5 separate regions of the Mus musculus genome follow, and regions 1, 2, 4 and 5 are each linked to region 3. The links are chromatin loops, found by intact Hi-C in ENCODE. Cell type or tissue: heart. All regions are shown on one strand.

Region 1 (5,000 bases), 400 kb before region 3:
TATTTATCTCAACTTTACCCAGAAAATTCCCTCTTACCTCTCTCTTCTCCATCCTCTTTTCATGTAGTGAGTAGCCATTGCCCCAAGTGAGCCCAACTCTCCCTAGCATTCTTGAAAATCAGAAATGACCATATTTGACTTGGTGTATGGCTTTTTATGTAAAGAATTGGTATTCTCGTCTTGTTCTGTGTACTAAGAACAGACTTAAATGCTAACATCAAATAAATCAAGTAGAGTATGCTGGGATCAAGGAGTGCAGATTGTGATTTTGGGAGTAGAGGCCATTAAAACTGTCTGTAGCATCCCACAGTCAGAAACTCGGGAGTGTAACTCTCAGTTATCTATGTTTAAAGAAAAATAAAATATCTAAGTGGCCAGAATCCAGGAACAGAATAGAAGTGTGGAATTGTTTCCATAAATCAGACTTAGGTTGTGGTCACTTTAAGAGTCAAGTACAAAGTCTCTCGAAGGTCTGTGATGTGGTTAAGGTAATAATAAAATCTTTCCACTGATGAGAGCTAACGCCTCTTTGATGTCCCATGAGTCCTTTGTCTGACCTTCTGATTCATTGCTGGCTCCCTTCCCAGCCACTTGGAAAGTGTGTCCATTTCCTGTCTCTGTCATCCCCAGCTCTGAGCCACTGACTCTTCAGAATCGATGTGTCGCAGCCATCAGTGAGCTTTGCAGCTAGGCCAAAATCTATTTTCTGATTTGAAATTAATTCCAAATTGATATCTCGTCTTGTCACAAAGTTTTATAACACCACTGCCCTTTTCTACCTCTCTAGAAACAACTCAAATGCCTAAGTACGAGTCCCGTGTAAGCACAGTGCTGCAGTCTACCCAGTGCACAGCAGCACGCACAGCGTTCACGTTAGCCAGTGACAATAAAAAATAAAAATTTAAAAAAAAAAAAAACCTCAGTGTAAAGTCTTTGTAAAGCAAAGGCAATGTAGGTGATAGAAAAGTTTAAAACCAAGGTAGCAAATTCTAATCTAAATGATGGAAAAGAACCCAAATAAACAAAGAGGAAAGTCAGAAGAGAAACACATTTGTTCTGAGCCAGATAATGAAGGGACTAGTCTACAGCTTCCTGGCTTAAGTGAAAGACAGAAACTCCATCGAAGTCATTTTAAATTTTTTGGAAGTTTTCTTGGGTTTAAAAAAAAAAAGAAACACAAATGTTCTTTGGTTTTAAAACAGCACAGTTACCAGAGAATTGAAATTAATTGATTTTCTCAAAATAAAAAAAAAAAAGTTAACAACATAGACTAGGGTAGGTTGGGGATACAGCTCCATCGAAAGGGCACTCCCAAAGCATCTCTCAAGTCCTGGGTTCAATCCCCAGCACTGCAGAAGTCAGGTAGTCCACACCTGCTATCCCAGAACTCGGGAAGTAGAGGCCGGAGAGTCAGAAGTTCACGATCATGCCCAGCTCTCTGAGACTAGCCTGGCACATAAGAAACATTGTATCCAACAAAACCGTAAAGAAAAAGTGGCTAACTCTTATCTTCAAAATACCACAAGAAGAGGAAAGGGCCTGCCGATAGCCAGTCTCCATGTGCTATTGCACATGTTGATTGTTAAATTGTATTCCCCCAAATGGTCATCTATTTCCTTTCCAGTCCCAGCTGTTAAAAGCCCTCATTCAAAGTAGCCTAATGATTGTTTGGTGTGTATCACAGGCCACAGGTTGACAGCCATAGACTGTAGAAGTTAAACTCGCTCCAGAGGTGGGAGGATGCGAAGGATGTTGATCACATTGCCTCTCTTTCTCTTTCTACAAGCCTTGCATATTGATGAACAACATCCAACAACTGCGGGTCCAGCTGGAAAAAATGTTTGAATCCATGGGTGGGAAAGAGGTGAGTGTGTGTCCACTTTTGTCTTTACCAAAGGACTCTTGGGTGGATGTTAGTAGCATTTTGCTTTGTTCTGGAAAGCGTCTTACTTTTTGAAATGGTTTTTACCAATGAACAGGAAGCAGCATTTGTTTGCTTGGTTGTTTGATTGTTTTTATCTCTAAAATCCCATTCGCAATTACGGCAGTCACTATGACAGCATTTTAGTAAATGGAGGTGTATTCAGGGACAGGGAGAGAGCCAGCCAACCTGTTGTACAATTAAAATGTATGCATATAAACTAGTGATCAGTAGTATGACAAAGATTACATTTTATACTTCCTGTTGAAGTTGACACTTGTTTTAGAATCTATGTTGTGGCAATCGTGCTATGTCGGTGCTTAATTTTTCACATCGTGAGAGCTGTGTCAAACGTGCTATCTGTGTGTTGTGTCTGTAATGTGTCGTGTCTCTATTCAACATCTGTGCCTTGCAATTCCACGAACAGAAGAAGGAAGGAGAGAGATTCTCCTATGAGGTTTGTGATAGCAAGCGTTACCCGCTTCCCCTGGCTGTCCTTCTCCCCCGCCATTTAAAGACCATTGCGTGGCCCGTGCGCGCACGCACATGCGTGCACGTGCTCTCTCATTTGCTTCTTGAGATCAGACAAAGAGTAAAACATGAATTAGCTCGCTCCTGCCTCTTCCTGCTTGCCAAGGTCTTGTCTTTCCTTACAAACTGGTGTGTGCGGGGGGGGGGGGGGGGGGGGGGAGAAACGGGAAAGTCATTAAAGGCAAGAGTCACTGGAACAGCTGGTCTTTCTGGACTCACCCTGCTTGCTGCCAACAGCAACAAAAATAAAACAAACCCTTAGGGCCAGAGAGCTGGCTCGGCAGTTAAAGGCACTGGCTGCTCTTCCAGAGGACCCAAGTTTGATCCCTAGTACCTGCATATCAGCTACCATCTCTAACTCCAGTTCCAGGGGATCTGCTGCCCTCTCCTGGCCTTCTCAGGCACTGCATACAACATGGCACTTGGATGCATGCAAGCACTCAGACACAAAAAGTAAATATTTTTACAAGAGAAAACAGACCCAATGAAGTTATGTCTACAGTGTTTCTACTTCACTTACATCAGACTTTCTGTATAGTAATCCATGGGCCCATGCAGAAAGCTAGATTCAAAATGAAAGCAAATTTCCCTTTTATTTCCAAATGTCTGAGGCTAAAGAACCTCTGTTAGCACCAGCCTCTTCACATGAGATGATGAGTCTTTAAACCAAAGGAGAAATTCAGCTGCCCCCCCCTGTAAAAAATGAAGGTGCTACTTAACCCCCTAGAAATGGGAAGCACAAGAATCATGTGCAATGCTACAATTTTTTTTTAATATGAGTTCTTTCACTGGTAGTCTCAGATCAGCTTATGTGAAATAAGGCCTCGCTCCCTGCAGTGTGCTAATGCCTGCTCCAAGGTCTCGGGGCATCAATCTCATTTCTGGATTCTTCTGTTGAAATTAATGGGCATGGCAGTTGGGGGAATCATCCCATACGATTCCCTTTCCTAATTGTCCTGATGCTTCGTGACATCCATTTAAATCTATTTAATAGTTTTAGTGATGAAGTCACTCATTTCTTGTGGGAAATCTCAGCCCAAAATTCAGTGAAATGGAAACGCCAGGAATCACGTCGGAGTGAAATTATATATTGGCTGACCTATTTCTAGAAACTTCCCCCGTACCCTAACTATTTCTCTACCATTCTGTGCTTGGACTCTGATGCAGATAATATTTGCTGAGATGAGTCTAAGCAGAGAAGATGGAACTGACAGACTAAAGGCCCATGGGGCCCATGGTTAAAGGAAGTTGTGTAGACCAAGTCAACCTCTTGCTAAGCACCCAACAGGGAGACTTGTTTACCAGGCAAACGTGATTCTTACTGGTGGAGAGCAATTACCAATTTGAAAGGTGTAGGTTCTCATTATAAACTATGTTTATGTATAACTTCTTCCTTTATAATGCAAGCCATGCCCATTTATTGAGCTCCTTATACATAACATACATGAAAAAATGCAGTTGATCGAGTAAGGGAGATAAAACAAAGGCCTGGTTTCTGTCTAATCTGTCAAGTGAATCAAGGCAACTCTTCCCTATATTCACCATCCTTCTGTCCCTCTTTCTATGCAGTTTTCCCTTCTTTTTTAACCTGGCTTCCATTGATAAATAAAAGCTCTAAGCTGAACCAATCAGAACTAGCATAGAGATACATGAAGCCTAGAAATAAAACAAGACCCAAACCCAAGGCCAAGTGTAACACACAGATTTCTAGGATGGCTGTGCTTAATTAATATATAATCATGTTAGAGTTGTAGGGTGACCCAAGTTATGAAGATGGTCTGCAGATTCTTTCTGGTCGGGGCATCTGTGAGAGACAGTAATTTAAACAAGTGCCTTCACTTGGGGCTTTTAGAGAAATCAAAAAGTATTTTATGGCTGTGGTAGCATATGGCTGAAATCCCAGAAATGGAGAAATGGAAGCAGGAGGGTGAGAAGTTAGCTGTTGTCCTTGGCCACATAGGTCAAGGCCACTTGGGATATGTGAGACCCTGTACCACCCCCAAAGTTATCCAAAGGAAGAAGAAAAAGAGGTAAAATTATACAGTATGACCAGGAGTCACCTTTCGCTATAAGACATATATGCAGTACTTGATGCAGGCATATTCAACAGCCTTTGAAAGTTTTACCATGTGAGGTTAAGGACATGCTCAGTGGATAAGACCATTGGCTATGCAAGCATGAGGACTTGAATTCAATTTCCCAGAATGCATGCAAATATCCAGGCATGGTCACATTCACAAGTGCACACCAGTAACATCAATGCTCTAAGGGGCAGAGACAGGAGGATCTCTGTGGCTTGCTGACCACCAGCCTAGCTCCAGGTTCAGTAAGAGACCCTGAATCCAGGGAATAAATGAGAGAGTCACAGAGTAGGATACCCACTACTTTTGTCTGGCCTTCACATGTATGAATAAGCATGTATGCATGCACTAAGTTTGAACATGTGTACATATATCATACATATGCAGCACACATACATACACATATATTTTTTGAATCATAAATAACTTCTTCCAAGCAAACTAATGTTGGTTGCCAACTTCTCCCC
Region 2 (5,000 bases), 870 kb before region 3:
ATCATATTTAAACAGTAACTGCGGTAGCAGAAGTTCATTAAGTTGCATAGACTGTGGGTCTTAATTTGGGTGTGTGATGTTTTTATTTCTTTTTAATGCTTTTTATAATAAAGTTTATACAGTTAAAAATTAATAATTATTTAAGTTATATTACATTAAAACATTTTTCCCCAAAACAAGGTGACACTACATGCTAGCCATCTCACTTCAGACTGAGTCTGATCAATTGCAAAACCAAAGAGACAAAGTGGAAGAGAGTAACTCAAGAATAGGAATTTATCAATAAGAATGAGAATACTGTCCCGAGAGCTGTCACCTTGAGAAGTGCCCCACAGATGATGCAAATGCTCCATCCAGACTGAGCACCATCACTAACAGAGTCCTGTGTGCTCACATCAGGAATTTTAAAAGATAGGTAAGATAACTTTCCTGGAAAAAAAAATCGTGATTTGAATTGGTGAATAGTGATGAGAGCATTCTGTCCCCTGCTTCACCCTTGACCCACAAGCACCAAAGCCAGATATCTGGACTGTAAATTCAAAGCAATTTGAAATACACACTGAAACTTAAGATCTATAAGCTATTGGAAGGCATAAATTGGTTGTTAGTGATTTAGCCTATCCCCAAAAATTAGCAATTCCATCTCGAATGTGGGAAGGTACTAGTGCTAAGTATTCCCGAGGAAATGCAGAAGAATAAGCAATACAAGGAGAGCTGCATATCTGTCTTGATTTAAATAGTATGAAACACAATAAAACACAAATGTTTCCCTTCAAGTAAAAAGATACAACGTTTTGTTTTGATGAAAGTTCTTTACCAGAGGCCTTCTTTTCTCCCTCTCACCTTCTTATCTCCACATCCTGACTTTCCTCTCCGGTCTCACCTTCTCTATGCTTCACTGAAAGCCACCTTCCAGCCAATGCCTCATTAATTTTGGCACCTGGGGCTAGTCACTGAAAATCAGTGGCTTTCCCTTCAGCAGGTATGAATGTGCTGAGAAACTGAAAGGATCTATAGGAGCAGGCAGAGAAGGTTAGGCCTGTGGATGGGTTATTTTTCTTACCTTTCTCAGATGTCAACCTATCTTGCCGCTGTGATGGTCAATCTTCCTGCCTGTCTAGGCCCTTCAGATCCTATTTCCTGTAGAGCAATGATTGCTGCATCCTTCTTCTTTTTTCTTCTTTTTTTTAAAAATTGGGCATTTATTTCATTTACATTTCCAATGCTATCCCAAAAGTCCCCTACACCCTCCTCCACCCACTCCCCACCCACCCACTCCCACTTATTGGCCCTGCCATTCCCCTGTACTGAGGCATATAAAGTTTGCACGACTAATGGGCCTCTCTTTGCAGTGATGGCTGACTAGGCCATTTTCTGATTCATATGCAGCTAGAGACTGGAGCTCCAGGGGGGTACTGGTTAGTTCATGTTGTTGTTCCACCTATAGGGTTGCAGATCCCTTTAGCTCCTTGGGTACTTTCTCTAGCTCCTCCATTGGGAGCCCTGTGATCCATCCATTAGCTGACTGTGAGCATCCACTTCTGTGTTTGCTAGGCCCCGGCATAGTCTCACAAGAGACAGCTACATCTGGGTCCTTTCGATAAAATCTTGCTAGTGTATGCAATGGTGTCAGCGTTTGGAAGCTGATTATAGGATGGATCCCTGGATATGGCAGTCTCTACATGGTCCATCCTTTCGTCACAGCTCCAAACTTTGTCTCTGTAACTCCTTCCATGGGTGTTTTGTTCCCAATTCTAAGAAGGGGTAAAGTGCTGCATCCTTCTAAGGCAGTGGTTCTCAACCTTCCCAAGGCTGCAAGCCTTTAATACAGTTTCTCATGTGGTGACCCCTCCCCCCCTTGTGTAGCATTATTTTTGTTGCTGGTTCATAACTGTAATTTTGCTGCTGTTATAAATTGCAATGTAAATATCTGATGTGTAGGATATCTGATATCCAGAGAAGTTTCTACTAACCCTTGCACTTTGGTAGTCAGAGGGGAATGGAGGTCATTGCCATGTGCTATGAGGTGTCATTGCCATGTGCTGTGAGGTCATTGCTACGTGCTATGAGGTCATGGAATGGGAAGGCAATAAATAGATATAATCATGGGACAAGTCAACAGAAAACACTGCCAAAGGGGCTTTAAAATATACATGACCAATTTAAAGTAATAAAATGTATAGACTGGTGTACCTGAATAGCCATTCCTGGGTTGGCTTTCTTAGATCGGAGGTTGAATGGTGGACTGTGTGGCCTGTCACAGGGTGAAAAGAGGGCACCATGAGACCTGATACCTTTGCAGTTGGCCCAAAAAAGGAATCTTTATTATGCCTTCATGTACAAGGCTTCCTTACTCGAGGAAATGCTATATATACAGAAAGCCACATAAGTAACTCCTCTTGTTTAAACATATGGAGTTTAATCTTGCTTTTGGCCAGCCCTTGAAGAGTTGTAAACTACTGACATGTTGTGGATGGATGAGAGTGACCTGGATTTCATTGACAAACATCAACAACAACAGCAACAACAGACAGACAGACAGACAGACACTCAAAACCATCACTAGGAGTGTAAGGATGCTGCAGAGAGATTCATAGAGAGTTCCCACTGGAAAACCTCTTTCAAAAAAATAGTTATATGAATGAAGGCTCTTGAGATGGTTCAATGATTAAGAGCACTTAATGTCTTGCAGAGGACCCAGGTTTGATTCCCAGCACCCACAACCATTCCAGAAATTTCAGTTCCAGGGGATCTAAAGCTCACTTTCTGACCTCCACAGAAACCAGGCAGGCAGGTAATACATAGACATACATGCAGATTAAGAACCCGTATACATAAAATAAAATGAACAAATCTAACAAAAAATCAAAATAATAGTTATAAGGATGAAAAGCAAGCAATAACCCACTATTTGGGGAGATACAGAGACAGAAATTCAGGATTGGGATTTGTCAAGTTTGGCAAATTAATGGCTGCAATTAAGAAGATGACCACATGGAGGCAGCACTCAGCTGTGGTCAGTGTCACTTGCTTTAAAAATAACAAATTAAATCATACTACCCCAAGGCAAGCATTTGTTCACCAGTACAAGGGTTTCTAATTTTATTTTAAGGAAATTTCATGACTACAAGAAACTCATTACTGTTCCTCTCCATGGTGTCATGTCAATAAAAAATGGAATCCATAGAAACTCCCTGTGGGCTTAATCATTTCCTTTCAATATTAGAAGATATATATTATTTCCCCCTTTATAATATTTAGGGGTTCTTGTAGTTTTTTCTAAATGTTTTATTCACACGATATATCTAGTTTTATGAAGATAAATTCTTTTGGATTTTTTTAAATTATCCTTATATGATATATTTTTCCCTTAAATAGTTTTACTTCAGAAAAATTGGGAAAGTTTCAAGCTCAAAACTTTGAGTTGGTGGCTAAAGGAATGGTTCAGTGGCTAAGAGTTGGTACTGCTCTTTTAGAGGGCCCTGATTCAGTTGCCAGCATAGACTTCAGGAATTTCAAAACCACGGATAACTCTAGCTTAGGGAGTCCAATTCCCTCTTCCTGCCTTTCATGCACAAATCTAACCACAAACACACATACACATGAATAAAACCTAGGTACATCTTAGATAAAGTAAGCACTTCATCAGTGGGTTTTGGGTTACCATGTCTCACCTACCAAAAATAAATCTTTCTTCTCTCCTGCCGATGATATCTACGTCTGTAAAATATTAACATACTGGTGGTTTTTTTCTTTGTCCATGTGATGGTTTGTATGTTATTGGACCAGGGAGTGGCACCATTGGGAGGAGTGGCCTTGTTGGAATAGGTGTGACCTGGTTGGAATGGGTGTGTCTCTGTGGGTGTGGGCATAAGATCCTCACCCTAGTTGCCTGGAAGTCAGTCTTCCACTAGCAGCCTTTGGATGAAGACATAGAACTCTCAGCTTTGCCTGAGCCATGCCTGCCTGGATACTGCCATGCTCCCACCTTGATGATAATGGACTAAACCTCTGAACCTGTAAGCCAGCCCCAATTAAATGTTTTTTATAAGACTTGCCTTGGTCATGGTGTCTGTTCACAGCAGTAAAACTCTAACTAAGACAGTCCATCATAATAACTCCCCCATTTTTCACAGAAATGCCTCTGTATTTTCAGTTTTGTGGTTTCCTACTTTCCATTAGCTTGGGCAGTGATGTCCTGGCCCTGTGGCTGAGGGCCACCCAGGCCGGTCTTCCCGGGACAGCTGCCTGCAATTCGAGGAACTTGCCCTGGGAAGCACGAGCTATACTCTGAGCAGGAAGCCAGTATGCTCTGTACTTTATTGCATGGAATCTGCACGTGCCCTCTATGTGAACTGGGTCTGATACTTACTCCCATTTGATCATGAGTTACACCAAAAATGTTTAAGACAAGGCCAAGGTGACACAAGGGAGAGGCCGGCATTGCTCTTGGCCACAGCTTTCAGGGCTTTTTCTCCCCATTACTGACGCCCCCCCTCCCCCGTTCATTCCCCTTCCCTGGCTCCCCCAGAGGCCCACAATGGATGGCCCATTCTAATTCCCTCATTTTATTTAGCATTGAAAACTCCCTCCTCTGCAAATACAATCACTCTGTTTTCATTTCCCCTTTAAATCCGTTTACAATGAGCCCCTAATATCTTTTCTTTCTCTTCCTTTTCTCTCTCCTGCAATCTGTTTCATGGTCTCCAGGCTCCTGTGGTACTGGTAGAGCTTACAACCCCCAACCCCACTCCCAGCCCTGTATCCCAATGCTCTTCCTGCTTCTTGCATGTTGTGGAACATTTTCTCACTTCTCAGCTACACCTGCTAACCCACCCTCCTCCATTAGATTCTGCTCACCTCTGGCTTCTGGGACACATTTCCTGACCTTCTCAATGAAGGCTGGCTGACCACTCCTCTGCTCATTCATATAGCATCCTCCATCCTTCTCTTTGGAACACTCCATGCAACAGTGAGCAAATTGATCTATTAAAACAGTA
Region 3 (5,000 bases):
GCTTTCATGGCTGTTGAAATGTGCTATAGACTATATGGCACACCAAACTGAGACAAGCAATGTTCTATAAGTAACGGTGAAATGCAAAACTCGACATCCATGAACCAAACTGGAATTCTAGGGAAAGAGAGAGTTCATGTCTTAATGACTCAGACACTTACTATAGAGAGCTGAAGATTGGAACTCAGATCCCCAGAACCCACATAAAAGCAGCTGGGTACTGCAGCTGCTTGTAATCCTAGCATCTGGGAGGCAGATATGGGAAATCCCTGGAACAAACCGACCAGCCAGACTACCCAAAATGCCAAGCAATAAAGCCTGCCTTCAATATACAAAGCAGAAGTAATTGAGGAAGGTAACCACGCCCACACACACAAAAGTGTGCCGTACATATGCAAGCAAAATGCATGCACATCACACACATAATAGATATATAAATACATATGTATTTATATATTTTTATATTTTATATATAATAAGTCATATATATAATTTGCATGGCCCCCAGTCACATGTCATCCAGAGAGAAACCTCTGTCATCTACTTTAACCAATATCTGACTTCTATAGATGCATAGTAAGGGATGTCTCTGGAAGATCCCTCAGTGTAAGACCGTCCTTATGAAAGCACTTGTGCTGGGGAAGTGACACACACTAAGTGTCCAGAGTGACTGTAGGGTAAGCCTTAAGGGGGAGGAAATTTCCTAAGAGCCCTGAGTTGAAAGCCGCCCTATTCCCTTTTATCCATGCCTGGCTGCTGTGAAGAGCTACTAACTTGCTACCGTCTCTAGTATTTATTCACATCACATAAATCACCTTTCACACCTGCCTTACTCTCCATCTTTCCCTGCTTCCCCCTTCTCGTTCCTTGCTCCTTCTGGTCCCTTTGGGCTTCGCTTAGGTTCTCTCCCCAGTGTCCTGGAAGGAAGTCCTTTGCCCAGTGGAGGCTTTCCCCCAGCCCCCACTGCTGCACCTCATTTCATACAGATAGATTATCCCACAGCCTTGCTGTAGCAAGTCATTGTGAGCCTTTCAGAAGTGTGTGTGAAATCCCACCCCAGAGGAATTCGGGTCCAAAAATCCCCTGGAATAAAAACAATTTGAGTAAGCATTGAGAAGTTTCAAGACAGATGAGTCTGGGTTTGTCTGGTTTTGATATGCAGAATGTGAGTTTGACCATATCCTAACACTATTTTCATTTCACTATATAAACTTGAAAGCCCAGAGATTATTGTCAATTCTTGCTTTTCTTAAATAATATATCTGTAAATTGTTTTATGAGATAATTAGTATCTGTGGCAATAAGCACCCCCCATTGCCAGGCAGATGTAACCACCAAGTGCTACCTGCAGACATAAATCTAAAACAGCTTCAGGAGAGAAATACCAAAGCCTGAAAGCCGGTTAGGGAGAGGTATCCAGAATAAAGAAAATGCAGGAAGATGAGGAGGGAGGAAAGGAGGAAGAGAGGAAGGGAGAAAGGGAAGAAATGAGAAATCCAAGGAAGGAAACAAAATATTCACTGGAAACTAGACTTGATACAATCAGCAACTTTTTATTTTGAAATCTACAAAGTTAAAAGAGTCACACCACTTTCAGAACACCGTCTTGGGGTCATTTAAGAACATTTCCATCACCCCCGAGGCACCTGAAATACATCAAGAAAACAGTGCGCTGTGCGTGGGTTCTGCCGATTCGTTGTGTAAGCCCTTTTGTAGCTGATAAACACACGGAAAGTTTTCTTTACACCGAACTCAAACCTAAAGGGAAAGGCGACGAATCTCCCCCCCTCCCCCGCCCCATTTTTGTTCTTTAAACTTGCATCGTGCTGCTAAAAGAATTAGTGAGGTTAAATCGCTGTGCTTTCACACTTTCTCTGGGCTTGCTCTGAAGGCATTAACCAAACTTCTCGGACCTTTCCGAAGTTATCCGAAATAACACAGCGCCCTCTGTCGGTCTTACCACCACACTGACTTTCGCGGTACAACCTCTGCAAAATGATGACTTCATGGCTTAAGAAAGATGCCTTAGCAAGTGAATGCAGATCCTCTGCTAAACGGAGAAAACAAGCAGCTGAGACAAGGGACTCTAAAATCACGTGCTGACGTTACTAAAAGTCGAGTCAATTATCAGCTTCTTTTCCTCCTTTAAACAGATTCGATTTTCTTAAAAACTGCTTTTTGTCACACTGCCGAGGCCCCAGTAATTGCAGCTGTCGTGAAGTCCATCAGAATCAGCTGCGAAACTGACAACTCCAACTCAAGTACCCGAGCCCAAAAGTGGGAGGTGGCCCTGTTTGCCCAAGCAGAGAAGCCCCAGCCTTGGCTTTCTCCAGGCTCGTGTGACCTTCAGGTCTGGGAAAGAGCTCAGAGGTTCCCGACAGGAAGGAGGGCAAGAAGGCGTTGCAGAGCTCAGCCACCTCAGATGCCCAGGAAAACATTTATCAGCAAGAAAAAGGTTAGCCTTCAGTCACTGATCCTGTGTTGCTTTTTAAATTTTTTAGATTACATTTATTTATTTTTGAGGACCGGGTTGTGACCACAGCTCACACACGTATGGAGATCGGAAGGCAGCTTGTGGTTTTCTTCCTCAGTATGAGCCTCGGGGATTGAACTAGCCCTGTCAGGTTTGTTGGCAGGTGCCTTTGCCTGCTGAGCCATCTCAAAGGCCCTGGTTTACACTTAATATGACAACATGAGGTGGTCCTCGCTGGTGTTTCAACCTTGACCTCCATATAAAGTTAGGTTGCACTCCAAGTGCTCTTGTGGTTTCGATCTACTCTACCTCTAAATAGGCCATGTGTGGAGCTGGGGAAAAGGCTCCATTGGTAAAGTGTTTGCTGTGTTAAATCCACAAACCTGAGTCCGTGTGCCCTCCACTCGTGGGGGTAGGGGAGGGGGAATTAGACCTAGTGGCACTGGGGAGTCTCTCCCAGCTTAATTAATGTACTCCAAGCAGTGAGACCCTGTCTCGAACAAACAAGGTGAACTGGTCCTGAGAAGGGATACTGGTTGGCCTCTGGCCTCCGCAAATGTGTATACACACACTGGCACACATGCGCGTGCCGGTGGGGTCAGGCTCATCAGGGGCGTGGACCGACTGGCTGGTAGAAGGCCTTTAAGAAATGGAGCCTAGGGCTGGTGAGATGGCTCAGTGGCTAAGAGCACCCGACTGCTCTTCCGAAGTTCAAATCCCAGCAACCACATGGTGGCTCACAACCATCCGTAATGAGATCTGACTCTCCCTTCTGGAGTGTTTGAGGACAGCTACAGTGTACTTACATATAATAAATAAATAAATAAATAAATAAATAAATCTTAAAAAAAAAAAGGAAGAAATGGAGCCTAGAGGAAAGAAATTAACCACTTTAGCGAGTTCCCGGAAGGGGATATTGGGACCCTGACCCCCACAGCCTTACTCTGATTGCTTCCCAGCAATGTGTGTGATAGCAACCGCCTCAGCAACACGACGCAAGGCCACCGCCCAGTGCAATGGCGGTGCTAAGCAATCAAGCACTAAAACTTCCAAAATCAGAAGGCAAAAGAAAAAAAGCTTCTCTTCTTGTAGGTTGCATACTTACTAAGTTTAGTCGGTCAGAAAGCTATCCTGTGAGATTGTCCCCTCCCCCCCCCAAAAAAAAAAAAACATAGAGAAAGAGATTGAAACGCTAGCTCAGGCTCCATACAAAACAGAGTCCATCACTGGTCTCCCCAACCCACCCCATTCCTGATCTATCCACTCCTGAAACAAGAGCCTTCCTAAGTGGATCTCTCTTACAACGCAGGACACAGACCAGGAAATTTGGTTTCTGTAGATGCTAAATTAGTGAATTAGGGCCACGTCTCTCAACTCCACTGAATCATTTATGTACCAGGTACTGGACAAGAGTAAACAAAAAAAAAAAAAAAAAACCCAGTCCCTCCCCACAAGTAGCATAAAGACAAGTATGTATAATTAGAATATAATACTGTAAAGCCAACGACAAAAATATCACAGAGTAAGGGCAAAGAAGATTGCAGAAAGACCTGTGACTTCAAAGCAGTAATTAGTAACACATTCCCAGATCCCTGCCATCTAGTCAAGAAGAACTTGGATTGTCTGAAGACACTTTCAGTAGATGGTTGACAAGGGCAGAGCTGGGCATTCACACATGAGGTCTGATCCACCCAATATCAAAGCATCAGCAATAGAAACACAGAAGGAGCCTGAAGCAGAGGCTGCAGGCAGGTCAGGCAGACAGCAGGTCAAGCGAAGATTCCCCCGGCAGGGGTGGCAGAAGAAAGACCATGTGGAGTTCAAACCAGTCATTTCAGTGGAGGGATGCATACAAAGGGCTGGGCTCCAAGAGGATGCATATGGAAAGGAAATAAGATGTATTAGGCAGGCACCACTGTCCCCCATATTTTCGGGAGTATTTGGCTTAAGGGAGACAGCCCAGAGCACACTCCTCTGAGGCAGTGGTCCTTCCAGCCTGAGAGTGTAGGCCTGGTCATAGAGACCCAGATTAGAGGTCCAGACGTGCCTCTCAGAGAAACTTAGCCACTCCAAGTCTAAAGTAGGATGATGCCCTGGGGATATGGCCCAGCTGGTGGCATGCTGGCCTAGGATACAAGACCCCCAGCACTGTATAAACCAGGTACATGCCTATAATTCTCTCCACTTGAGGAATGAAGGCATGAGGATCAGAAGTTCAAGGTCTGCCTGCTGAGAGGGCTCCAGCAGATGGAAGCACTTGCCAAGCAACCCTGTCAACCTGAGTTTGAGCCTCAGAGCCACTGGTAAAAGGAGAAAACCAACTCCTAAAAGATGTCCTCTGACCTCCACGTGGGCACTGTGGCACATGCATGCCCACACACACATACACACACACACACACACACACACACACACACACACACGCGCGCACACACACACACACCATACATACATACATACATACATAGACGTACATACATTAACAATAAATAATTTTTATATGGCATACCTTTAATCCCAGCACTGG
Region 4 (5,000 bases), 820 kb before region 3:
CATCAGACTAACAGATGCACCTCTCTTTGAAAAATAAAATTCAGAGCATGGATTTAATGATACTACTTTGGTAATAATTTTCAGCTATTGCAATTTTAATATACTAACCATGTTGTGTTAATTGAGATTTTATATATTCTCTTTCTCATTATGAAGTTATTATTATTTTCAAGTGAGCTTGGAATTATTTTCAAATACACACACACACACACACACACACACACACACACACACACACAAGGGACAAGTTTGATTGTGTAGGGATGTCAAACCACAAACATGCTACTCTTAGCTCCAGTGGAAGATGTGGCTCTCAGTGACAATTCTCTGTGTCAGAAAGCAGGTAAGCTAACTTACTGGGGTCTTTCTTCTATGCCTTATTGGCAGCTGGCTGCAAAGGAACATCCCACATCATTAAAGAGGAGAGGAGCATAGCTTGCAGCAAATGTCAAGGCTTTTAGTGTCTTTTTCCCCTTCAGATATAAAATGTAATTACAGACGTGAACCTTCTGCTTTAATTAGTTCTTTCATCTGATGGAATGGCAGTGTCATCCTCTGCCCTTTTAAGAACCACATGGTCACAACCTGCCAGCACTCACTTGTACATAATGCAACTCCAAGTCCTTAGGCCTCACACCTGTTTGGAAGGAACACGTAACAAGTGTACTTGTGTCTTTCTTGGTATTGCACTTTCCAACATTGTCTTGTGGCTATCAGAAAGCTTATATTCAAAAGAACTGGCTTTTCTTTTCTCTTCTCTTCTCTTCTCTTCTCTTCTCTTCTCTTCTCTTCTCTTCTCTTCTCTTCTCTTCTCTTCTCTCCTCTCCTCTCCTCTCCTCTCCTCTCCTCTCCTCTCCTTTTCTTTTCTTTTCTTTTCTTTTTATTTTTCTGTTGCTGCAAGGAGCCACCATGGTCAATGAAACTTATAAAGTAAATCATTTAATTGCAACTTATAGTTGCAGAGGGTGAGTCCATGACCATCGTGGCAAGAAACATAAAAGCATGCAGACAGGCATGACTGGAGAAGTACACATTTGATCCCTGAGAGTTCACATCTGATCCCACCTCCATCAACAAGGCCACACCTCCTAATCCTTCTCAAATAACTAGACACAAACCATTCAAATATATGAGCCTATAGGGGTTCATTCTCATTCAAATACAAGAACAAATGTGAGTTATGTTTCAATGACTCCACTCTATAGATCTGACCTTGGAGAAAGTGTGTCCCTGTATGTTAACTGACTTGACACACAAAATTGTTTACATGTGGCAAACTCAACATGATGTTATTTAGTATAGACAATTCTCCAATCCAAAGATTCCACACTCGTGAATTCAAAGTACCACCAACTGTGAATATATACAATAATCACAAATATTTGAGAGGAAAAATAAGAAAATGCATCTATACCAACATCTTACCCCTTCTCCTCAATATCCCATAAGCAACACAATATGATGCCTGTTTCAATATCATCTATGTTGTGTGAGGTGTAGTAAGTCAACCAGAGAGATGCTTTAAAATAAAGCTTACTCACATCAGATGAGCATGGGACCTATGAAATACTGACCCATGCTATTTTTATGAAATGAAGATGTTGGTATCTGTGGTGATTCTGAAATGATCCATGTGCCGCTGCATGCAATCCAGATATGACTATTCACGCATAGTGCAGAGTGGTTAAGTCTGGCCGGGAAACAATACACTTTGCCTGGCACAACTGTAATTTTTGTCGAGAGACCACTTTACACTTAACCTATGCTAATTATCAATAATAAAATACAATTCTTGCTGCAGTCAAGCTATAAAACAAATTTCTTGAGCTTTTTTTTTTTGTATTTTTTTTCCCACCAATGTTCCTAGTGCTTGATGATCACCATTTTAATCTCTAGTTCTGAGTTCAGATTTCTTAGATTCCACATCTGAGCAACACCACGCAGCCCTTGTCTTTCTGTATCAGGCTTATTTCATTAGTTTCATTTGTTCTTGTATTCCAATGGCTTATGCCATTCATGGATCAGAATCATCCATGCGGCCGAGGACAGGATTTCAATCAGGAGCACCAATTAGATTTACCAGCAGGGGGCAGGCTTTAGCCATGAGAAAGGATTAGGTTTACAATGGTTTTCAGAGTGGCAAGCACACACCCACCCCGAGGGGATATATTTTAAGTTCTCAAAATGAACGTGCATATAGGTTTTCTGTGACATAGAGACCCTCAGATGCTATCTTCATAATTCGTTGATATAACAACCAGACTTCTTTTGTTGAAAAAGAAAGAAAAGAATTTTTATCTCAGGAAAGGCAGCTAGCCATGATACAATGAACTGACTATTTTTTGCATTGTGTCCAGCCTTCCTGGGTTTGAGCCTGTGGGAGATGTATGGCACCATGCATGAGTGACATCTTGATGTCTACAAGCATCAGTTTCATTGGTGAGCTGGGAGGTGAAGGGTGGTCCCTACCTCAGGGTACTGCAGAGATAACTCTAGAAGATGGCATGCTATCCATGAGCTACAGGGAGAAAGATGGGGGGGAGAGAGACAGAGAGAGAGAGAGACTAACTAAGCCCCAGCTACTGCTCCTGGACAATGCCTTCCTGCCTGCCTGTTTCCATGTTTCCCACCATTATGGTTATAGATGCACTGTATGCAAGCCCCCATTAAAGATTTTGTTTTAATATATATATATATATGTCTTATTACAAATCCTAGGTAAGAATATGCGTTCAGAAAGCAACAACACTTACTGCAATAACCTTGCTGAGAGTGGATTCATGACACCTTATCACAGGAAGACCCTGCAGCATAAGGGTAAAAGACTTGGGGAGGGGGGCGGTGATGCTCATTCAGACAGTAGAGTTGAGTCTGCAAAAAGAAGGAGCCAGTAGCTGAAGCTCACAGACTGAAAACGGCTAAGAAATTGTTGGGGAAACTGATTGCTTCACTTGGGACTAGAAATAAAATAGGGTGGATAATTTTATGTCCAGAAACATAACTTCGACTCCAGCAGGGGAAGACAGTTTCTGTGTGTCCATCTGGCACATATATCCCAGTGGCATGAGTTGGGAAAGACTCAGCCTGCAGAATCTACTGATGAACTAGGAAGGCTGGACTCAGTGCAAAAGTTAGTTCATTGCATTGTATCTGGCTGTCTTTCCTGGGCTAAAAGTTTTCTTTCTTTTTCAACAAAAGAAGTCTGGTTGTAATATCAATAAATTATCTCTATATAACAGAAAACCTATACTTATGTTTATTTCGAGAACTTAAAATATATCCCCATGGGATAGATGTATGCTTGCTTCTCTGAAGGATACTGTAAGCCTAACCCTTTCTCGTGGCTAAGACAGGATGAACTGAAAGAGGTTCATCTGTAGAGAGATTCAGTCTTGAGCCAGTGGATATAGATTGGGAGGCTTGGGGATCTGAGCTTGGTTGAGCAAAACACAATGTACAGTTTGAGGAGAGAGCCAGGGTGTCATGGTAAGGATAAGTACGGATAAATCTTGTGAGGGAGGTTGTCTATTTATACCTACAACCCAGTATATCAAAGGACTTTTAAATCAAACAGCTTGGTAAATGGGCTTTTGCAGCACACCAACAATTTAGCAAGGGAGCCCCTCTAGTTACTAGGAAAAGTTTGCGTGATTGCTCTATTTCTCTAAATTCCAAGACTCTGTGGAATGCATATTTTGAAGATTTATTTCCTTTTATTTAATATGTATGAGTAATTAGTCTATGTGTGTAAAAGTGCAAGGGGTACATGCCTGGTACTAATGAGGGACAGAAGAGGGCATCAGATCCCCTGGAGCTAGAGCTGCACACAGTTTGTGAGTCACCATGTACTGCTGGGAACTGAGCCTGGATTCTCTGGAAGAGTAACCGGGACTCTTAGCAGAGGTGCCATATCTCAAGCCCTGCAGGAAGTGTAAGTTGAAAAATGTCACTCAGCCAAACAGTGTGGCTTCTAGGGAGCTCCTCCTTTCTCTGTGAGAAGCGTTATACTGGCTTCCTTCCTTCTCAAGGCACACAATTCTCATTCTCCAAGGACATACAATGCATCCGAGTAATGAAGAGTCTGCAATGATGATCATGTGCAATCCCAAGATGTTTAAATCCACCTAAAAGAAGAAACACTCCCCCCACCCATCCATCTAATCCAGAAATCTGTCACCCTTGGCCAAGATTGTACCTTCATTGTTAAAGGCAGTCTATAAGATGCCGTATGGAAAAAGAAAAGGAAATTATCTGAGGGACATGGTAGGAATTGTATCTCGGCAAAATGTCTTTGCCCATTGGCACCTTAAGGTGGTGACAGGAGCTGCTGTCCCCGGAGGGATGTTGTCCGTGGCCTGAAGCCATGCTGTCAACTGAAATCAGCTATGTATAAGACATGCTTAGACACTTTCTGAGTTGCCGTGATTTCTGTGGAGAAATCTTGCAAAACTCATCCTTCTCAATGTTAGATACACACTGGTTCTTAACGCTGTAGCTGTCATGGCATAGTCAGCAAGATTTGTGTATGAGAGGCTTGTTAAACTGCATCAGGCACTCAGTCATGTCTTGGCAGTATTTAGAAATAGTCTCTTGATTTTTTTTCTTCTCTGTGTGTGTGCTCATGTGTGCCTGTGAAGGTTATGTGCATGTATATGTATGTTTGCATGTTCGTGTGTATGCAGACTACAGAACAATGTTGTATGTCTATCTCTGACCACCTTATTTATTTTAGATAGAGCCTATCACTAAACCTGGAATTCATAGATTTTGCTAGCCTGGTTAGTCAATGAGCCCTAGGAATCCCCCTGTTTCTGCTTGCCCAACGCTGGGGTGTCAAACTCAGGTCCTCTTGCTTGTACAGCAAGCACTTCACTGACTGAACCATCGCCCCAGCCAGTCTCTGATCTTTTAAGTGCTGAGATGGCCTGGGCTCTGTTCTGTTCCCCGGATGTACCGTCTTTAAGGTAGGAAAGCACAACTTTCCAGGAAGACGATGTTAA
Region 5 (5,000 bases), 920 kb before region 3:
ATTTAAAAAATAATTTAAATAAAAAAGAAAAGAAAATCTATTGCTTTTCTATATATGAACAACAAAACACAAAAATTTTAAATTAATAACATAATGCCATTCCTATTAATGTCAAAAATATTGAAGTACTTAGATTTTTACCTAACAAAAGAAATAGAAAACACACATAAAGAAAACAAAAGCTTTCATGGAACAAATAAAAATAGATGTAAATAAATAGATATTCCATATTTATGAAGAGGGAGAGTCAATATTGTCCCTTCTTTGAAATGTGATATACAGATTGAGCCAGCACCCTTCCAAGTAAAATACTATCAACATGTTTTGCAACTACCAATAAATCAGGCTTAAAGATCCCAAAGAGTTAGCTCAGTGCTGAGTCAGAACATACAGTGATTATGATGGTGTGGACTGCTAGTGAACAGGTAAACAGATAGATGAAACAGAAGGAGAACCCAGACAGAGAGCCCACTAATACTGTCAACTCATCTTTGACAGAGTATCAAAGGTGGCCCCAACAAGCAAGGACAGAGTCCTCAGCAAAATAGTCTAGTGCATAGACCGACAAGGGGGTAGTAAAATATACTGACACAAGCTTATATTTTCTGCAAGAGTAACAAAAATAATCATGGAACTAAAGATAAAACACAAAATTAAAGTAGCTACAAGTTGAGAAAATTCACCTTTGACTTATTAATGATTTTCCATATGACACTGTGCATGAAAATACTGAATAAAGTGCACTTCATTAAAACTGAAATGTCTGAGACTGAAGAGATGGTGCAGCCGTTACAAGAACCTGTGTGTCTATCACAAGACCAGATCACAACTTGACACTTTGTAGATGGCTTAAACACTGTAACTCTTTGCTTGTTTAAACTGGGTTTAAAAAACAAACGAGAGAGAGAGAGAGAGAGAGAGAGAGAGAGAGAGAGAGAGAGAGAGAATGAATATGAATATGAATGAATGAGAAGGTATTTTAACCACAATCACCCCAACTGACTACAACCAAGTTACTGTTCTGCTGCACACAGTGATCAATAAGGACAAAAGAATATTATTTATTAGTAAGAAGACATAACAATCAGGCCATGAGAAAAAAAAATGACAGAACATGAATACTTACTCCTAAGTATAAGAAGCCTAGTCGAGGGTCCAGGAAGGTGCATAGTGGGCTGGAGACTTGCCTGGTAAGCACTGCACAGCCTCCTAAGAAAGAGGCAGAAGCAGATCTGAGTCAAGACAGAGAGAAGGTGATGACAGTGGGAAGACACTGGAAGTTAGCAGAGCAAGGTGGACTGTGTCTCCAGATGCAGCCAAGCTTGCTCCATCCCCAAGCCCCCAGCCAAACTGATTTCAAATTTCTTGCGTATTATGAGAGACTACATCTGTGTTGTGTCCACTGTTGAGTTTGTGCTAAGTATGAGTGACAGTCTCAGAAGTCCTTGAGGAGGGTTCCATTTGAGCCATATGTGGGTGGATTATCCAATACGTTCTTTCTCGGGGTAGGCCACACTCTGGCTTCTTGTATAACTACTGAGCTGTGATTGCATCCCTGACATTCAGAATGATACAAATTAAACATCTGAAGAGTGATTTTTATTGCAGTCAACAATTAACAGGGCTAGCCTCAAACTATGTATTCTATGACTCTGTCATCAACAACTGGCAGTTTTCTTCAGATATTTGGTTTACAACCAATGCTTTAGTGGTTCCTTTCTGGACCTTTTCCGTGGGTTGGAGTTGATGATCAGCCAACATTTTCCCCAGATATCAGTCACATACTTGGGGAGTCACCACCTATGTGACTCCTTCCCTTCCTAGCTGTCCTGCAGCTCTCTAGGTGTAGAAACCTGACATTTTCTGCTTCAAAGCCTGAGGGGCCCACTGTCCTTGTCTGCTATGTAAATGAGTGACTGCTCCCAGGCAAGGAGATAACACTCCCTGAGTGCAATTCCTGCTTTTCCAGAGTAGATATCCATCTAGTTTCTACTGTTTGTTGATTTCCAGGAAGTTTCCTTAAACATTTTTCAAATTGTGATCTGAGGGTAGTTGCATTTACCCAAGCTACCCACCATTGTCTGGAAGAAGTGTGGAGATGACTCAGCTGGGACCTGTGTGCGAGTTTTTAATTTCTAGTCTATAAACACTTATTATTGAACTTTTTAAAAAATATCTTTACAACACAAATTTGCTTATTCTTTACAACCTTATGGGACTGATTCTTATCATTTCTGTTTGGCAGTCCCAAAATGCTGAAATTGAAGCATCGGGTCTGGTTAATGAACCTAGATCACAACTTTTGTTCTTTAAAAATAAAACAGAAAAGGTGGATGTGGTAATCCTGAAGGTCTTCGAGCGATGCCTTATATCTCAGTTTCCAGTCTATGTGAGAGGACAGGACGGCACCGAGTCTGAGGAAGACACCTGCTTGTGTGCTGCCTCTGCCTCTCAGAGCCTGGGTGACCTTGGCTGAGCCTACCTCTAGCTGGTTTCAGGTTTTTCTTCTAAACAGCGGTGTGTTTTACCACAACAGAGAAGAAAACCCTCGTCCATCTGTGCAGTTCCTCTATGTCTCCACTTGAGGGGGAAACAATACTAGACATCCCTTTTCTTAGCTCAGAAAAAGAAACTCCAGCTGTTTCCCGATGATTTCAAACTCTTCTTTGGAGGAAGTGAGGGTCATTTGTAAAAGAATCAAGAAATAGACAAATCCTGTAAGGTGCTCCCATTGAAAACACTGCTTGACTCTCTTGGCTGCCTGACATTTAAGCCTTTGGGGTTTTTTTGTTTTTGTTTTTTTGTTTTTGAGTTTATTTTCTTTCGTGTGATTTTTTTTTCTGTCTTTTCCTTTGAGATGACCTTTGCCTTGTGTCTCAGCTCCTCTGCTCCTCCTCCTTCCCCCTCTTCTTTATCTTCTCCCCTCCCATCCATTCCTGTCCTCCTTCCCCTTTCCCTCTTTTTCCCCTCCTCTCCTCTCCCCTCCTCTTCTTTCCCCTCCTCCTCTCCCCCTCCCTCCCCATCCCTCTTCCTCCCCCTCTTCTCTTCTCCCTCCTCTCCCTCCTCCTCCAAGATTTTCATTTATGGGTACTATATTTGGATCCTTTCTCTCTCTAACTCCTCCCTCCTCTTTAGACTGCTTGATTTTTTTCATGGCACAGGTGGGCTTTGAGGATTTCTGCTGAAGGTCCTTTGAAGATTTCATCCTCTCTCAGAAAGAGTTTCTAAGCTCTGATGTCAGCCTAGAAGGTTCTTTTCATCACTGGACCTCACCTGCCTCGCATAGACTTGTCTCTTTCCACATCCTCCGCCTGCATCTTCAGCTCCACTCACAAGCAGCTGTTGGCAGTTTTATGAACAGAGAAAATAAATGTTATTTTTGCTCATTCATTTCACTGTCTTTATATTTAGGTAATGTACTGGCTAGTTTTGTGTCAACTTGACACAGCTGGAGTTACCACAGAGAAAGGAGCTTCAGTTGAGGAAATGCCTCCATGAGATCCAGCTGTAAGGCATTTTCTCAATTAGTGATCAAGGGGGAAAGGCCCCTTGTGGGTGGAACCATCTCTGGGCTGGTAGTCTTGGGTTTTATAAGAGAGCAGGCTGAGCAAGCCAGGATGAGGCAAGCCAGTAAAAAAACATCCCTCCATGGCCTCTGCATCAGCTCCTGCTTTCTGACCTGCTTAAGTTCCAGTCCTGACTTCCTTTGGTGATGAACAGCAGTATGGAAGTGTAAGCCAAATAAACCCTTTCCTCCCCAACTTGCTTCTTGGTCATGATGTTTGTGCAGGAATAGAAACCCTGACTAAGACAGGTAACAAATGAAATGAAAGTATTCCACAAACATTTACTTATTATTAGAATTGCGACCAGGGCCTCTGCCAAGCACTGCCCTTAGGTATGGCAGAGTATGCATCTTCTTCAGTCACAGACCTTTTCTTTAGAACAGTAGTTCTCAACCTGTGGGTCGTGACCCTTTAGGGGTTACATGCTTTTTCACAAGGGTCACCTAAGACCATGCTGCATAACATACTTAGATAACAGTAGCAAAATTCCAGTTATGCAGTAGCAGTGAAAATAATTTTAGGGTTATAGATCACCACAGCATGAGGAACCGCATTAAAGGGCTGCCACATTATTAATGTTGAGAACTGCTTTAGAATGTACTCTTATATTGTTTAAGATCTGGTTCCTCACTTATAAGGATCTACCTTCATATATGATATTGGAGGTTAAACCCCATCTACAACCCAGTTAAAACACAAATTCCTTCATGATTTTTTCAATTGGTTCATGATTGGCAGAAATTTATACTGTCTTACATGAGAATGTGTCTGTGACCACCAGATGTCACCCTGGCATTTAGGATTCATCTAAACAAAAGAACCAATTACTCCTTCATAGACATGCTATTTAAGATAGTCCATACTTAGACTAGCAATCTTTTAAGACTTAAAACAGGGCTTGGGAAGGCAGGAGTGGAGGTCAAGTCAGGTCTTTCTATTTCTTTTCATGCCTGCTCACTGGACAGCAGAGTGGACTTTTCTCCTAAGTGGTCATGACACAGTTATTAACATGGTCTCTTCATCCAATCTTAATTTAAAAACAAAACATTTTTAAAACCCCTAAAATGTGTGGTGATTTTTTTAAGTGTATAAGGATCCTCTTAATTCTAAGCAGAACCCATTTCTACATGGTGGTAATTTGTGGTAAAGGTCAACTTCACTATTAAGTCAGATACTATACCATCTCCAAATGGAGCACCCTGTGTTCCAATGTTTTTAGCCTCTGTAACTCTCAGTAATAAGTAACTCCCACCACCAATAATCACCATACTCCACTATGGTGCAAGTCAGGGTTTCTATTCCTGAACAAACATCATTACCAAGGAACAAGTTGTGGAGGAAAGGGTTTATTCAGCTTACACTTCCACATTGCTGTTCATCACCAAAGACAGTCAGAACTGGAAATCAAGCAGGTCAGGAAGCTGGAGCTGATGC

The links. Hi-C counts contacts between places; a loop is a spot of excess contacts. Peaks named below come from ENCODE experiments on the same cell type or tissue, not always from the same donor. Only the 100,000 strongest peaks of a DNase experiment are listed, where the experiment ranks them.
Region 1: a loop joins it to region 3, with 2.5 times the contacts of the local background. A loop is called at or near these places in 7 of 42 quality-filtered maps.
Region 2: it touches region 3 in a loop (5-fold over the local background); 2 of 42 quality-filtered maps call a loop at or near these places.
Region 4: a loop joins it to region 3, with 8 times the contacts of the local background. A loop is called at or near these places in 27 of 42 quality-filtered maps.
Region 5: it touches region 3 in a loop (5-fold over the local background); 8 of 42 quality-filtered maps call a loop at or near these places.

Annotation. Positions count from the first base shown.
Region 1 is chr9:73,555,803-73,560,802 of GRCm38, reverse strand. It overlaps Unc13c (unc-13 homolog C), which reads left to right. Exons shown (of 33, transcript NM_001081153.2): 24 at 1,787-1,864. Among named protein-coding and RNA genes, the nearest start is that of Gm27211, 370 kb to the right of the region's middle. In heart, a CTCF peak has its summit at 2,849 (motif pointing left); a DNase peak (open chromatin) is centred at 602.
Region 2 is chr9:74,026,631-74,031,630 of GRCm38, reverse strand. No RefSeq gene overlaps it. Among named protein-coding and RNA genes, the nearest start is that of Unc13c, 60 kb to the right of the region's middle. In heart, a CTCF peak has its summit at 2,990 (motif pointing right); no DNase peak of the experiment used is centred here; H3K27me3 peaks cover 355 bases.
Region 3 is chr9:73,160,061-73,165,060 of GRCm38, reverse strand. No RefSeq gene overlaps it. Among named protein-coding and RNA genes, the nearest start is that of Gm27211, 30 kb to the left of the region's middle. In heart, a CTCF peak has its summit at 1,956 (motif pointing left); no DNase peak of the experiment used is centred here; H3K4me3 peaks cover 919 bases; H3K27ac peaks cover 212 bases; H3K27me3 peaks cover 269 bases.
Region 4 is chr9:73,980,235-73,985,234 of GRCm38, reverse strand. It overlaps a transcript of Unc13c not described here. Among named protein-coding and RNA genes, the nearest start is that of Unc13c, 14 kb to the right of the region's middle. In heart, a CTCF peak has its summit at 2,083 (motif pointing right); no DNase peak of the experiment used is centred here.
Region 5 is chr9:74,078,019-74,083,018 of GRCm38, reverse strand. No RefSeq gene overlaps it. Among named protein-coding and RNA genes, the nearest start is that of Gm33407, 30 kb to the left of the region's middle. In heart, a CTCF peak has its summit at 2,579; no DNase peak of the experiment used is centred here.